Linked DNA regions of Mus musculus: region 1 is linked to region 2. Evidence: chromatin loops called from intact Hi-C (ENCODE). Cell type or tissue: left cerebral cortex. All regions are shown on one strand. Links, peaks and the distances in the headings refer to the core of each region. The heading gives the core; the rest is flanking DNA. Region 1 has its middle 34 kb from the start of Gm34087. Region 2 has its middle 15 kb from the start of Rps18-ps4.

Region 1 (8,341 bases), core at 66-8,065, 110 kb after region 2:
GTGGGGGAGGGGAAGATCATAAGCAGATCAGATGAAAAAGAGAGGGGAGGTCAGGCTAAAGAAATGAGCAAACATTGCAGAACCTGAAGATCAAGGAGCCTAGCAGCTTCAGGCTTCATAGAAGAGGAAATGGGTATGGGGGGGATTGGAGTCCAGGGGGCCAGGGGGACCTATGTGTAAACAATGATAAAAATGACTGAGACTTCTGATATGCCAAAATACTTATAAACACAATAATTTTCACATTCTAATTCCTGTGATGTCTAAGTCATTTACTAGAGATGAAAGCTATCTCATTCCAAGCAAAAGCGCGGACTTGAAAGATGTGATGTCATTTATATTTTACTCACAAAATGAAAATAAGTTAATCAGCCTCAAGGGCTGTACTCCTGTTGTATCTAAGATGATCTTGAATAAAGAAAAATTCACTATAAAGTCAGTGTGGGCCTTAATAAACTTGCAACCTAGAATTTCTTAATAGGGTATCATGGGGATATTTTTAAACTTTTTTTGATTCTTTGTGAATTTTATATCATGCATACAGTTCCACATCATATCAGCCCTCTGCCCTTGCAACCTCTTCCTCCCCCAAGCAAGACAGACTAAAAATAAAATCTTGTTGTGAAAGCTAAAGTGTCTCGCAGTGTGTTACACAGTATATCCTCCACACATCTTTACTTGCAAATGTCCATTGCAATGAGTCATTGATCTGGTTTGAGGCCTCTGACTTCCACCATACTCTCGATGCTTGATCCTCATGGGAACTCCTCTAACACATTCTGTTGATGCCCTGTGTCATGGAGATCCTGTCGTTTTAGATCCACAGGACCAGTCCTTTCCGGAGCTCCAGCAGATCATAGATGGGACAGATGTTGGGGCAGGGGTGAAGGAGGAAAGGCATCTCTCCCTTGTACTGTGGGCATCTTACTAAGTTATTGCTCATGGATGTAAGAAGGAGAACTATAATCCAGAGGATGCATTGCCTCGGTGAATGAGAACAGAAGTGTTTGGAGCGTTTCAAAGGAAATAAAATTCTGGAGTTATTTATAGAAGAATGAAGTTGGTGCCATCAGAAAATAGAGAAGTTATCTGTTAGAAGATAGAGAAGAAGCAAGTGAGACTCAGAATGGAATTAAGTAGATTGAAGAGAGAGCAGGGCCAAAGTAGAAAGGACAATAATGAAGAACCGTGACACCAAACAACTGGGCTCTGTGTCTATCATCAGGCAGACACACAGACAGAAATGAAACCACACAGATAAACGTAAGCTCTCCTTTAGAAAGCTGGGTCTGTTGTGCCTGGAGGGCCTGAGATTCAGAGTTTGTCATCTACCTGTCATCCTCACCACAGCCCTGATGGGTGTGGGCTCTCATCCTGGTGATATGTAACATCAATGTTCCTGGAAGAACATGGTCTTTTAATCTGCTCATGAGAGATCTTCACAGCTAGTGCTGAGCTGGTTCTGCAGGTCAAGTTGTCAATTTGTCAGGAAAGTGTTGCTATAGCTCAGTTCTGCTACAGATCATGAACCACTGGGTCTTTGAAGCTGCTATTACAATAAACAGTAAAGCAGCCCAACTTCTAAATGCTTCATTCCCATATTTGTGTGTGTGTGTGTGTGTGTGTGTGAGAGAGAGAGAGAGAGAGAGAGGGGGGGGATCAATCTATGGTACATACATGTGAGTGTGTGCACACATATGTAAACCTGCAGATGCCATAGGAGAACATTGAGTGTCTTCCCCTAGCTGTTTACCTTATTGCCTAGAGACAGCACTTCTCACTACGTTAATAGTTAGCCATTTTGGCCTGGCTGACTGACCCACCATTTGCCTATCTCTACTTCTGGTGCTGGTACAGGCACACATAACCATGCCCCAATTTTTTATTCTTTTTGTTGTTTTGAGATTTTTGATTTTGAGGTGAAGTCTCACTATGAAGCCTCAGTTGTTCTGGAACTCACTGTGTACACCAGCCTGGCATTGAACTCACAGAGATAATCTTGCCTCTGCCTCCCAAGTACTGAGATCAAAAGCATATGCCACCATGTCTAGCTCTGTATGGTGCTGGGGATTCAAACTCAGGTCCTCGTGCTTGCAGAAGAAGCATTCCTGCTCCCCTGTGCCCCTGTCCCCACAACTAGGAGAAGTCAGGTGAGATTACCCACTTTTTAAAACGTTTATTGTCTTTAGAAACATAATATTAGAACTACAGCCAAGTCTTAAATGCCATGCCTACCTCGACAACAACAGACCAACTCTTAACCTAGCAGGCTTTCCAGATCCAGTAAGAAGGGACAGTGACGAGAGATAGGACATGCAATCTCAGAGCAGCTCATGTACCCAAGGCAATCACAAACCCTTTCCTCTGTCTCCTGTGCCTGAACCTCTAGGACATTAAACAACTAATATATGCTCTTCAAGGTTTGTCTGCACACGTTTGAACAACACCAATTACACAGTAAGAGAAATATGATTTATTCCTAAAGCCACACTGATTGAGAATTCCATGTAGATTGAGACGATGATTTTTTTTTTCTGGAAAGACCTGAGGAATTTGGAGTGCCCAAGTTCCCTTGTGTATCACTGTGTGCTAAATACCTCAAACTTAAAAGAGACGAGTAGTATTAAGGTGTGACTGGGATAGAGTACTACTTGCTTAATATGTATGAGGCCCTGAGACTGATCCCTAGCAAGAGAGAGAGAGAGACAGAGAGAGGGGGAGGGGGAGGGGGAGGGAGAGGGAGAGAGAGAGAGAGAGTCAGACAGACAGAACTGAGAGGGGAGAGAGGGGGAATAGGGGAGAGAGTGAAGTAGAGGAAAAGATAGATAAACACAAAGAGAGAAACAGACAGAAGAGAAAGAAGGGGAGAAAGATCTTAAAGACTTGAGGGCAAATACAGGGTCATAAGTAACACTGAAATTTCCCCCAAACCAAAGATCAGCACACATTTCACAAGGGGGATTCTATAAAAAAAATTGGGGGCAGACACAAGATACAAAAGCTCTACCCCAGGGAGGTTTCGTTTGTAATTTTGGCAGTCATGCCCTGGTGTGGTTTGCAATTGCTTTCTTTACATGTTGCTATATTCCCTAGGTCCCATCAGAGCCTCAGAAAATCTGATGAGTCCACACAAATGTAGATCTGCCTTTGACAAGTGAAGTCAGGGATGGAGCCTGTCTGTCCTCTCCGTGGAGATCCTGAGGTAGAAGCCTGAAAAAACATGTTATTGTCAACAACTATTGCCAGCACGGAGGGTGGTGGCCTTCTATAATGGTAAATACAGGTGGCCCTTAAGGAAAAAAAATTTTATTTTTGATGGAACCTTCTGATGATGAAGATACACTGCTCAATGACCTTCCCACTAAGAAGTAAGACCCATCTCTCTCCTTCCTGTGGCTCTGGGATGATGCTGAGCCTTCTTTGACCAGTGCAATATAGTGGGACTAATGTTACACAACTTGCAGGGTCAGGCTACACGGGGCCAGACAACCTTCATCTTTCTCACTGGAATGGTTAAGGGATTCCAATTTACTTGGGGAGACGGTACAGAGGTCTCTAATGGACCCTTGGTGCCAACCCAGCCCAGGAGCCAGTTATTCAAGTGAAGCCCCTGGGTGAGTCTTATATCCAACTGGTCTATGTCCACCTACATGAAGTACCAGACACTGCTGAGCAAGTGCAAGTCATGTCCACCGCATCCTACCCACACTTCTGTCCCGTGGAACCTGTGGAGTCCCTGCCTTTGCAGTGGACTTCAGGCATAATTTGAGAGACAACAGTAGATAACTGAAATGTAGGCCACAGTTGTGATTCAGTCACCTTCCTTCTGCTTTTCTGATGTTCACATTTTCTGCTGTATTCTTTTATTCAAACCTAGAACACTATCTTGGTTTAAATATGTTATCATGTGTAACCATCTGTGATGAAAGTGTACAGTTTGGTTGCATCTATTTCCAGTGAAATGAACACTTGCTGAAGGTACATTGATCAAATTTTAAGTCAGCCTGCATCGTAGTTTGGATTTCTATTGCTGTGAGAAGACAGAAATTTCTGTCCACAGAAATTCTTATAATGGAAAACATTTAACTGGAGCTGGCATATGGTTTCAGAGGTTTAGTTGATTATCATCAGGGCTGGAAACAAGGAGGTGCGTAGGCAGATGTGGTGCTGGAGGATTGAGAGCTCTACATCTTGATCTGAGGACAGCAAAAGGAGACTGTGTACCACACTGGGCAAAGCTCTAGCATGGGAGACCTCAAAGCCTGCCCCATAACCCCACAGTGACATGCTTCCTCCATCAAGATCACACCTATTCCAACAAGGTCACACCTTCTAATAGAGCCATTTCTTATGGGCCAACACATAAGTTCGTGAGGGTCATTCAGATTCAAACCACCACAGCCCATGAAGGATGGAGTCAGGGTACTGGTCTGACCAAAGCTCAGAAAGTTTGACATGTCTCTCACTCTTCTGAGGAGGTCCTTAGGCAGAATCATGCTGAAATGGCCCATATATGTTGACCAATGATCATTAAGACAGGATGAAGTACCTGACGAAAACCTCAAACTCATTGACAGTTCGTAGGCTACAGCAGAGCAAAGATGAAGACTAGCTAATGAGATTTTGTTCTCACTAGACAGGCTGAAAGGGGCAGACAGACACATATGCATGGGGTAGGAAAATGCTTGAGAGTTGACGGTAGGTGGAGATATGTAAAGGGACTAGAGAAAGCAGTAAGTAGAGTTCTAAGAGGGCAAGAGTCCTGTGAAAGAGCAACAGGGTAGACAAAAGTTGGGAGTAAGCAGGGGCTAGCAAACAAGAGGAAGGGCAGCCAAGTCTATTCCTGGCGTCAATATCAATGAATGGATGCCAGTTGCAAAAGGAAGTTAGAAGACCCATGGGGCAGCATAGTGAAGCTTACCAAGTCTTCGTTCAATGACATCACACTCCAATATAAATCTGTTGTAATGAGAAAATACATATCCAGGTGGACAGTGAGTGCATTATGGTTTGGTTTGGTTTGGTTTGGTTTTTAACAGTTTGTAGATGTCAACTTAGGGCTGAAGCACACAGTGTTCTTGTTTCCTACCAAGTCTTCTACATAATATAGTCATATTATGTGAACACTAGTATAGATTTACTTCAGATGCTATCAGGAATCCTGAGCTCATATATATATATATATAAAATTAGGTATTTTCCTCATTTACATTTCCAATGCTATCCCAAAAGTCCCCCATACCCTCCCCCCCCACTCCCCTACCCACCCACTCCCACTTTTTGGCCCTGGCGTTCCCCTGTACTGGGACATATAAAGTTTGCAAGTCCAATGGGCCTCTCTTTCCAGTGATGGCCGACTAGGCCATCTTTTGATACATATGCAGCTAGAGTCAAGAGCTCCGGGGTACTGGTTAGTTCATAATGTTGTTCCACCTATAGGGTTGCAGATCCCTTTAGCTCCTTGGGTACTTTCTCTAGCTCCTCCATTAGGGGCCCTGTGATCCATCCAATAGCTGACTGTGAGCATCCACTTATGTGTTTGCTAGGTCCCAGCATAGTCTCACAAGAGACAGCTATAGCTGGGTCCTTTCAGCAAAATCTTGCTAGTGTATGCAATGGTGTCAGCGTTTGGAAGCTGATTATGGGATGGATCCAACATAATCCAGTACATAAACAAACTCAAAGACAAAAACCACATGATCATCTCGTTAGATGCGGAGAAAGCATTTGACAAAATCCAACACCCATTCATGATAAAAGTCTTGGAAAGATCAGGAATTCAAGGCCCATACCTAATCATGATAAAAGCAGTCTACAGCAAACCAGTAGCCAACATCAAAGTAAATGGTGAGAAGCTGGAATCGATCCCACTAAAATCTGGGACTAGACAAGGCTGTCCACTCTCTCCCTACCTATTCAACATTGTACTTGAAGTCCTAGCCAGAGCAATTAGACAACAAAAGGAGATCAAGGGGATACAAATTGGAAAGGAAGAAGTCAAAATATCACTTTTTGCAGATGATATGATAGTATATATAAGTGACCCTAAAAATTCCACCAGAGAACTCCTAAACCTGATAAACAGCTTTAATGAAGTAGCTGGATATAAAATTAACTCAAACAAGTCAATGGCCTTTCTGTACACAAAGGATAAACATGCTGAGAAAGAAATTAGGGAAACAACACCCTTCTCAATAGTCACAAATAATATAAAATACCTTGGCATGATTCTAACTAAGGAAGTGAAAGATCTGTATGATAAGAACTTCAAGTCTCTGAAGAAAGAAATTAAAGAAGATCTCAGAAGATGGAAAAATCTCCCATGCTCATGGATTGGCAGGATCAATATAGTAAAAATGGCTATCTTGCCAAAAGCAATCTACAGATTCAATGCAATCCCCATCAAAATTCCAACTCAATTCTTCAACGAATTAGAAAGGGCAATTGGCAGATTCATCTGGAATAACAAAAAACCTAGGATAGCAAAAACTCTTCTCAAGCATAAAAGAACCTCTGGTGGAATTACCATGCCTGACCTAAAGCTGTACTACAGAGCAATTGTAATAAAAACTGCATGGTACTGGTATAGCGACAGACAAGTAGACCAATGGAACAGAATTGAAGACCCAGAGATGAACCCACACACCTATGGTCACTTGATCTTTGACAAGGGAGCTAAAACCATCCAGTGGAAAAAAGACAGCACTTTCAACAAATGGTGCTGGCACAACTGGCGGTTATCATGTAGAAGAATGTGAATTGATCCATTCCTATCTTCTTGTACTAAGGTCAAATCTAAGTGGATTAAGGAACTCCATATAAAACCAGAGACACTGAAACTTATAGAAGAGAAAGTAGGGAAAAGCCTCAAAGATATGGGTACGGGGAAATTTTCCTGAATAGAACAGCAATGGCTTGTGCTGTAAGATCGCGAATCGATAAATGGGACCTCATAAAATTGCAAAGCTTCTGCAAGGAAAAAGACACCGTCAATAAGACCACCAACAGATTGGGAAAAGATCTTTACCTATCCTAAATCAGATAGGGGACTGATATCCAATATATATAAAGAACTCAAGAAGGTGGACTCCAGAAAATCAAATAGCCCCGTTAAAAAATGGGGCTCAGAGCTGAACAAAGAATTCTCACCTGAGGAATACCGAATGGCAGAGAAGCACCTGAAAAAATGTTCAACATCCTTAATCATCAGGGAAATGCAAATCAAAACAACCCTGAGATTCCACCTCACACCAGTCAGAATGGCTAAGCTCAAAAATTCAGGTGACAGCAGATGTTGGCGAGGATGTGCAGAAAAAGGAACACTCCTCCATTGTTGGTGGGATTGCAAGCTTGCACAACCACTCTGGAAATCAGTCTGGCGGTTCCTCAGAAAATTGGACATAGTACTACCGGAGGATCTCGCAATACCTCTTCTGGGCATATATCCAGAAGATGTTCCAACCGGTAAGAAGGACACATGCTCCACTATGTTCATAGCAGCCTTATTTATAATAGCCAGAAGCTGGAAAGAACCCAGATGCCCCTCAACAGAGGAATGGATACAGAAAATGTGGTACATTTACACAATGGAGTACTACTCAGCTATTAAAAAGAATGAATTTATGAAATTCCTAGGCAAATGAATGGACCTGGAGGACATCATCCTGAGTGAGGTAACCCAATCACAAAGGAACTCACACAATATGTACTCATTGATAAGTGGATATTAGCCCAGAAACTTAGGATACCCAAGAGGATACAATTTGCTAAACGCATGAAACTCAAGAAGAACGAAGACCAAAGTGTGGACACTTTGCCCCTTCTTAGAATTGGGAACAAAACACTCATGGAAGGAGTTACAGAGACAAAGTTTGGAGCTGTGACGAAAGGATGGACCATCTAGAGCCCATCTTTCTGATGGCACCATTGTCCCTACTGACTTCACACACAACTGTAAGTTCCCAGGAAGCAGCAGCTATGACTATGTCACCCTTGAAGAACATCTAGGAGGTCCCTTCACCTTCTCTTGTCTGGTTTCTGTAAACCCAACACAAGACCATCACAGGATGGCCAAGGAAGAGTCACAGGAAACCTGGACCGTGTCTCTAAGCCATCTTTCGGTGACAGCCAATAGCTATCAGAACGGAGATGGGCTGCTTGAGCCCACAGAGAGGTTGAGAGGAAGTCTTGTGGAGTCAGCAGTCAACATGAAGAGAATTATGGAGAGATGAGGATCTGAGCTCATACTGACACCTCAGAACTTAGACCAGCTCATCTCCAAAGAGTTCCCATAAACAACATCCCAACACATCCATAAAATAGCCTTGGCCTTCCACCAGAA
Region 2 (8,341 bases), core at 125-8,124:
GGGTATAGTTATGAATGAATAGGTAACAGGAAGTTGGTCAATATATCCTTAGGTTAGTTTGTGTTTATGGGAATATCATGAAGTGATTCCATGAAGCTTAGATGCTATGAGCCCATCACTTAGAATGTCTCCGTGGTACAAGGGAAAAGCAAGAGAACATAAGAGACTAGTGAAGCTGTTGTGGTCATTATGAGGCACAATTTCAACATTTTTATTATTGTGTATATATGCACAATGTTTAGGCACATGTGCCATGGTAGCCTGTGATAGAAACCTGTGGAGTCAAGTTTCTCCTGCCATTTTTATGTGGGTTCCAGGGTCCAAATTCAGGCTGCTTGGCTTACAGAGCAAGCCCTTTACCCTCTGAGCTATCTCACCAGCCTGAGCATACTATTTTATGGTTGACTTACTCATAAACAGAAGTGTATACTTCAAAATGGCAACACAAGTACACAGTAGTAAATACTTACGCCAGTGGCAGCCACTTCCTATTATCCAGTGTTAGGCACTGAACAAAATCGCTGATGTTATATTTTCCATGACTGGCAGCTCAATAAACTCATCTACATCAGCATTTCTACAAACATGTGAGCAACTCACTGTTCAATGATCCCAGATGACTGCAGCATCACTGTGTGGTAATCGGTTTCCAACACCATCACCGAGACCACTGTCACTTATATGGTCCACTGTTAACCTAAAGCTTGCTTCTATAAGGATCATAGTGAGGAAATCTAGGGGATACACATCACATTTAGTTTCTTGTAAAAAATTTAAATTCTCCAAGAAGCACATATCTTTGATTGCCACATCCAAGTGAGTCTGCAAATCAAAAACAAACAAACAAACAAACAAAAAACTATGCATTTCCCTACCTCCACCACTATAGTATAAGGTGAGTTTGTGCAGTGTATGAGAAGACAAATAGAAGAACAAACCACGAGGATGCCCTGGAAAGCCAAGTCCCTATCAGAGTGATTTGTCTACATCATTGCAGAAGGCATTCGCCAAGGCTCTGGCTGAGTCTTTATAAACATAGTCAACCCCATTAAAGTCAACTCCCCACCCCACCCCCCAAAAAGAGTCTAAGGTATCAATGTGCACATCCTTTTACAAGAGGATGACCTGCCTCCTCCCCCCACTGCGTGTCCAGATGAGCTTCAGAGAGCCACTCTCCCATAGCTTCATGTAAGTCATCAGAGCCTGCCTCATGGAGATGATGGAGTCATATAACTGTTGCCTCCCCAGCCTGGGAGAGTCCTTTCCTTATAAACCTTGCTGGCCCACTCCCCACTTCCTATCCTATTGTACTCCCTGTCTGCTGTGTAAACTAGACACTCTACATTTGAATAATCCTATCACCAGAGAGGAGCTTAGCTCAGTCTAGCCACAGACTTAAAAGTACCTGCAGTTTTTTTGTTTTGGAAAATCCATCCATGTCTAGAGAAATGAGCGCCCCCCACCCCCATGAACTCCTAATAAATATCTGCAAGATCTCAAGGAGTGAACCTTGGCTGACCCGCTGGTGCACATCTTTGAAATCCCTCCCTTCCGCACTTTCTGGGGAGCCAGGAGAGGGGATCTGAAAACCCCTTGAACATTTTCATGAACCATAAATTCAGAGAACTGTTAGTTTGGGGATTTGAGGAATAGATGTCAGGAAGTAGTGAGGAATAATCATGAGTTGGGTCATTTCATCAGGGCCCATTCCCAAGGGTTTACATGTGTTCTTTGCCTGTATCCCCAGTGGATCTGCATTTCCTGCTGGAAGGGAAGAAACCAAGTCAGTATTCAACGTACAAGTGATATTAATCAAAACTGTATTTTAAGTGACAGCTCGGTAATGTGGGGAGAGCCCTATCTCTCACCGAAGACCTATTTTGTCTGTTTGAATGTGAACAGAAAGTGGCATGTATCTTCCCTTCATGAAGAAGCATCTCATAAATATATATTCCTTTCCCATCTGGCACATCATCTTCTCCGCCTTCATTAAGTGTGCGCTCTCAGCAACAGCTTGCAGGAGCTTGCAGGAGCTCTAAGACCGAATCCGTGCTATTTTAACAATCCAAGGATCCAGCCTCAGTTCAGCATTCTTACTTAAAATGGACAGATTCTGTGACTTATGATTATAAAGACGGGAATTCTGGGCCTGATGAGTTGATTTCATCATCTCTCTGGGATAGAATCAATGGGAGATAGTAGTAATTAGGGAGAGAAGAATTAATTCATTTATGTCCTGTGTAGAATTCATGGGCTGCAAGTTTTGGGCTGTAGCCTAGAAATAGAGTCCTCTGGTGTTTGAACTTGTTTATGTTGGTCAAAATATGACTACAGAGGAAGAAGATTAAAATGCTTTTGAATACATTCCAAATGCATTTCAGACATCAAAAGGAGTCCATAAAACAAAATCTTAATGATTTAATGTAAATGAACCAGAAACGACATACTGTATTTTCTTTAGATGTGCACTGGATTTAAATTAAAGGGAAGATGTTTAAAGATAAGTTGTCTCATTCTCTCTCTCTCTCCTCTCTCTCTGTCTCTCTCTGTCTCTCTCTGTCTCTCTCTGTCTCTCTCTGTCTCTCTCTGTCTCTCTCTGTCTCTCTCTCTCTCTCTCTCTCTCTCTCTCTCTCTCTCTCTCTCTCATATTTCCAGACAGGGTTTCTCTGTGTATCTGAGTAGCCCCGGATGTCCTGGAACCCACTCTGTAGACCAGGCCATTTTCAAACTCGGAGATACTCCTGCCTCTGACTCCCAGTGCTGGGAATAAAAGCATGTGCCACCACTACCATCCAGCTAAATTGTCTGATTATATTGATCCAGAAATGTTTCTAAAACTGATCTATGCTGGATAGAATTAAAGCAGAATAGCTTACTTCCTTAAAAAAATGCAATTACTGGTTATATCGTTTAACTCACAAAGCCCTACCCTAGCTACTGTTTTATTCTTATAGTGTGTGTGTGTGTGTGTGTGTGAGAGAGAGAGAGAGAGAGAGAGAGAGACAGAGACAGAGACAGAGACAGAGACAGACAGAGACAGACAGAAAGAGATACAGAGAGACAAAGAGAGAGACACAGAGAAACAGAGAGACAGACAGAAACAGAGAGAGACAGAGAGAGACAGAAAGAGATACAGAGAGAAAGAGAGAGAGAGAGATGTGCCTACAGAGTCCAGAGAAAGGTTTTTGGATCCCCTGGAGTTGCAGTTACATGCCATCACGAGCTACACAACATGGATGTGAGGACCTAATCAGGGCCCTTGACAAGAGCAGTAGTCATTCTTAACCACGGAGCTATTCTCAGCTCCTAGCATTGTCTAAATACAGAGCATTTTGCTCATTATTAAGAAGAAGGAAGCTACCATGGTAACAAGACAAATCATTTTTTCACTATATATGGATTTATTGTAACAATGGAACATAAAGAGTGGTAAGTGTGGGTGTCAAGAGAATTGCAAGGGCCTGTGAAGGTGGAAGCTGCCAGTTGGAGGCCTGTGGGCTGAATCGACTCCACCCGTGGGGTTTCTTGGCTTAAAGAGCACAGTGGTTTTTGATTATCTTCTAGGGTTTAAAACTCAGGTGTAGCACTTTGACGATTTATGATTCCTACCTTTTCTGAACAAGTGGAAAATCTAGCTGATTCCAAGACCCAACTCTTGCATGTTGGCCCTAGCAGGAGCTGAGTGCAGGCTACCTCTTCAGGGAACCTGTTCTCTCTAGTTTGCACAGTCACCTCCTCAGGGATGGCCATCATTCATGTCATCTCCCTGGCCCTCTAGGCTTTGAGGGTGTGGTTCATATTGAAGAAAATTGTAGAAGACAACACTCCCAGAAAACCTTGGCCTTCTTCCTGTCTGCTTTGTGTTCTATACATAAAAAGTATAGACCTCATGACCTGTGAAGTTCCCAAGTACAAATTCTTCATTCCGTTGTCAGTCCCTTGATTCTTCTAGCTTGTTTGTCATGGGCCCTCTCAGGAGGATCACAAGATGCCCCCATCTCCTGTAAGTACGTTAGCTGTTCATACAACTGCTAAAAGAGATGACCCTTGCAAACAAAATTGTACTGCAGAATTAATTATAACAATTAATTATGACAACTAAGTCTCTTTGTGTTGGGAGCTGTATAATTCACTGGGTTTTAAAATATTATTTCTGGGAGTCTTTTGTAAATACAAAATAGCAGTTGGTTCGATTGCCTCAAGTTTTGTGTTGTTTAAGATACTGCCCTAGGTAGAACCAGATCATGAGATCAAATAATGGCATGGACCAAATTCTTATATGATAGAGACATTCCAAAACAAAACAAAACCCCTTACTTAAGTAAACTGTTTATCTGTCATAAGCAGAAAGGAGGTTGAAACATGTACCCAAATAATCATGAAAATCCATCGTTATCTGAGAAAACAGTTGCAGCAAAACTGCAAGCAGAAATATGCCATTTCATAACAGAGCTTACCAATTTATAACCATGATATAAATAACATAGCTAAGTCTGTACAATAATGTGTAACATGCAACCAATTAATGAATGCTGGGGTTCTCAGCCTTTGGAGACTGCATGACCCCTTCACAGGCGTCACTTAAGACCATCGGAAAACACAGATATTTGCATTGCGGTTCCTAAAAGTAGCAAAATTACAGCTATTAAGAAGCAACGAATTAATTTAATGGTTGAGGTCACCATAATATGTGGAACTGTATTAAGGGGTTGAAGCATTAGGAAGGTTGAGATTCACTGAATTAACGTGCAACAAGAAAGCCTCTAGTTACATCCTCTCTAGTCATTTCACACAAACTAGGGTTAGGACTTATGGCGTGTATTTCTATATGACATGTGATTGTATTTTGTGAGAACTAACATGGTGCTTTAAAAAATGGTGGTACCTGGATTCTGTCAAAATTCACTAAATTTTTGACAGTTCTATTCAAATATACACTATATTATGATTATATTCACCTTCCATTTCCATCTGTTATCCCCACCTTCCTCTTGGAACACATTTTTCACCTTTTAAACATGATTGAGATCCAATGTTTGGCCACGAACCCCGTCTTCTCTAACTACAACTGACACAGACCCGGCTCATCATTACAGTCAGCATGTGTGAAGGAACCATCGGCTCCATGTGCCTCCCTGACCCTTCGTGCTCTCAAGCATTACCACGATTGCCTCTCAGAGAAGGTCTTGGAAATGCCTCTTGCTACCCACTGCAAAGTTCAGCCATGGGGACGTCCTCAGTGTCCCTTCTCAGTGACAGTTCTAGGGGCCTGGACCCAGGATGTGCAGAAGGAAGCATGCCTCTGAGGAGCTTAGACGTTATGATTTGCTCTTAGAGTTGATGGCTCTCATCTGCTTCTTGGTTCCATATTTGCTCAACAAGTATTATTGGCTAGGCCCTCTAGATGAGATACAGCTTCTGAGGTCTGACATTTAACTCAGTCAGCTATGTCTCAGTGTCTTCTGCAGTGGAGAACGAGCCAGTCACAGTCGTTTGTCACATCTCTCCTTTTCATTACACTGCTCATGTATGTTCCTGCTTATTGACATCACCCATACTGACTTAAAGCTACACATTTTTTTCTATTTCTGAAGATAGAATGCACTTCACAAGAACATTTCGTGGATGGTAGTCACAAGGAAACTTGGATATTCTTTTCTTTTCAACCGAGTTGAACACATTTAATAGGAATTTTCCTTTTCTTCCCTTTTTAGGGCAGAGTCTCATGTAGCTCGCCTTGGCATGTAACTAGCTATGTAACTGAGAATGATTTTGAACATTTGATCCTCTTGTGTCTTCCTCCTGAGTGCTGAGATTACATCCATGAGCCATGGTACCCTTTTCATAAGGTACTGGAGGGGGCGTGTCAAATCCAAGGCTCTGTGCACACTAAGCAAGCATTCTAGCAATTGAGCTACATTCATAACTCTTAAAGTGAAAGTTTCAGATGGATACCTTATTTCTTAATGGAGACAAGCTTGCTGCTTTATCATTTTAAATAATTTGTTCCATCCCAAATGGAAAATTTACTACTTTGTCATGAGTAGTTTGTGGTGTGCTGAGATGGCCTATCTCGAGGAAGATATTTTCATTGCCAGATCACCCCGGGAGCTCAGGAGACAACAGCTGTCCAGAGTTACAGACGGGTTTCTACAAGGAAGGCCAAAGGGTTTGGCCGGTGGGGCTGCCAGCCAACGACTCAAATAAGATAGCACGGGGCAGCTGAAACGCTGCTCCTGGCATGACATCATGGTGGGCAGAGTGCAAGAGTTCTGATGTATGTGACTCAGCCTCCTCAGGAACTCAGGTCTCTGTAGCCTTTCTAAAATGAGGCTCTTTGTGCATCCATAGGCCTTTCTAACAAAGGAGTCTTTCAGGGTCTTTTTATAGCTAAGAGACCAATGGGAAGAAAGAAAGTCACAGGAGATTTTAGACATAAGAAAAGCCAAACGAAGCCTAAGAGAGGACAGTTCTCCCTCCCTTCTCTGGGGGTGACTATTTGCGATTCAGTGTGTTGTTATGACACTGGCGGACCCCAAGGTCATAGTGAATGGAAATCTCTAGGGACTTGTTGAAGATAAGCTTTGCAGAGACGTGAGGTTCTCAGGAATCTTGAAACAAGCCTGTAACTCGGGAGAAGAAAAAAAATCTATGAATTTGAGCCTTCAATTCAAGAGTTATTTACACTTAAGTCCATGAATGAACCTTCCAATAAAAGTCACGTGGTACGGGCAGTTGAGACAAAAGTACAAAGCCTAGAAGCAAGTTTCCTACCACACAGCATGAACAGGGAGAACACAGGATTGCATCTTTGCAACCTACAGCCCCAGCTTGAACCTGTGCAGCAGTCTGGCGGGCTGCCAAGAGGTAACCTTAATTTTTACCCTTGAGTATAAATTAGTCCAGCACATGGGCAAGGGACACTGGAAACTCAGTGCGGACTCAGCCCGCCTGAATCCCACCATATACTGCAGCCAGATCTCTTAAGTTCACAGGCTAATTATCCTAACTTCCTGCAGCGGGACTCTCATATGCACATAGGCTGTGTGACAGAGATCGGTGAAATACTACTGAGATGGCAGGCAAGTAAAGGGTTATATCAACTCCAAACTCTCAGATAGAGTTGGTAATTTTATAAACGTATTATTCATTTTTTTTTCTCACAGGGCAAAAGGCAAGCCTAAGACACAGAAAATATGTTGTTCTTTATTGGAAAAGGCTGTTGAGTAAAAATTATTTTTATGACTAAGTAAAGGAAAAAAAATTTCAACCTAAAACTATTTCAGAAGCATTAGGTTAGTCCATGTTAAGTATAATTAGATTAATTATTGACTTGATCGAGAATAAACTAAGTTACCATCCTGGAATTGTTAACATTATTATTTCATGGGAAATGTCAGAATAAAATTATAGCTGGAACAAAAAAAAACATGGACATGGAGAATAACCTTGGTGCCACTGGGAGGCTGTCAGCCTAGTCTGAGGGGTCTCGGTAGGTGAAGCATGGAGAGCAAGGTTAGCCACAAAGCAGGCGCCAAGCACAGTGCTTCTCAACCTTCCTAACGATGTCACTCTTCAATACCGTTCCTTATACCGTGGTCACCACAACCAGAAAATATTAAATTGCTACTTAGTAACTGTAATGTTGCTACTGTCAGCCATCTTGATGTAAATTAGACATATATATATATATATATATACATATATATATATATATACATATATATATATATACACACATATATATATACATATATATATATATATATACACACACACACACACACATATATATATAGACACACATATATATATATCCCTTAAGGGGTCATGACCCACAGGTTGAGAACCACTGGGTCAAGGATTTGGGGTGTGGTGTGAAAAAAGCATCCACTATTTTTCAACACCAGAACTGCACAGTGGTGGCTGCAGCCGAGGATAGTCCCACAGTGCTGGAGCACAAGCTTGGGCTGCACAGACACCGGGCTGGATCCTAGATGTTAGACAATGGTTATCATGGCATTTTAGACTAGCTCTCTGTTTCTCATACAGAAATCAGAACAGGTGAGTAAAGGCTAAAGGTGATCTGAAGTCAGGGTATGTTGTCAACTGGAGGGGAGGGGTAAGAGGAAAGCCGTACAAACCGCACAGATGCCAATCTACTGACATCCTGTGTAGCTGGGCTACGAAGCCAGCAAGCCCTTCCACAGAAAGTTGTAGAGAGGGAAGTGTGCAGAGCGAGAGGTCAGGTTAAAGACAGCTTACGTTCTACAAATTAAAGCTCTGGATGGCAACCAGTTAGCCACAGTGACTAAAATGGCAACGTGGGGCGTGTTAATAA

The links. Hi-C counts contacts between places; a loop is a spot of excess contacts. Peaks named below come from ENCODE experiments on the same cell type or tissue, not always from the same donor. Only the 100,000 strongest peaks of a DNase experiment are listed, where the experiment ranks them.
Region 1: it touches region 2 in a loop (2.7-fold over the local background); 1 of 42 quality-filtered maps calls a loop at or near these places.

The regions. Positions count from the first base shown.
Region 1 is chr13:97,652,627-97,660,967 of GRCm38, reverse strand. No RefSeq gene overlaps it. Among named protein-coding and RNA genes, the nearest start is that of Gm34087, 34 kb to the right of the region's middle. In left cerebral cortex, for the core only: no CTCF peak of the experiment used is centred there; DNase peaks (open chromatin) are centred at 3,791 and 4,106; H3K27ac peaks cover 1,624 bases.
Region 2 is chr13:97,762,144-97,770,484 of GRCm38, reverse strand. No RefSeq gene overlaps it. Among named protein-coding and RNA genes, the nearest start is that of Rps18-ps4, 15 kb to the right of the region's middle. In left cerebral cortex, for the core only: no CTCF peak of the experiment used is centred there; DNase peaks (open chromatin) are centred at 2,001 and 3,499; H3K27ac peaks cover 1,953 bases.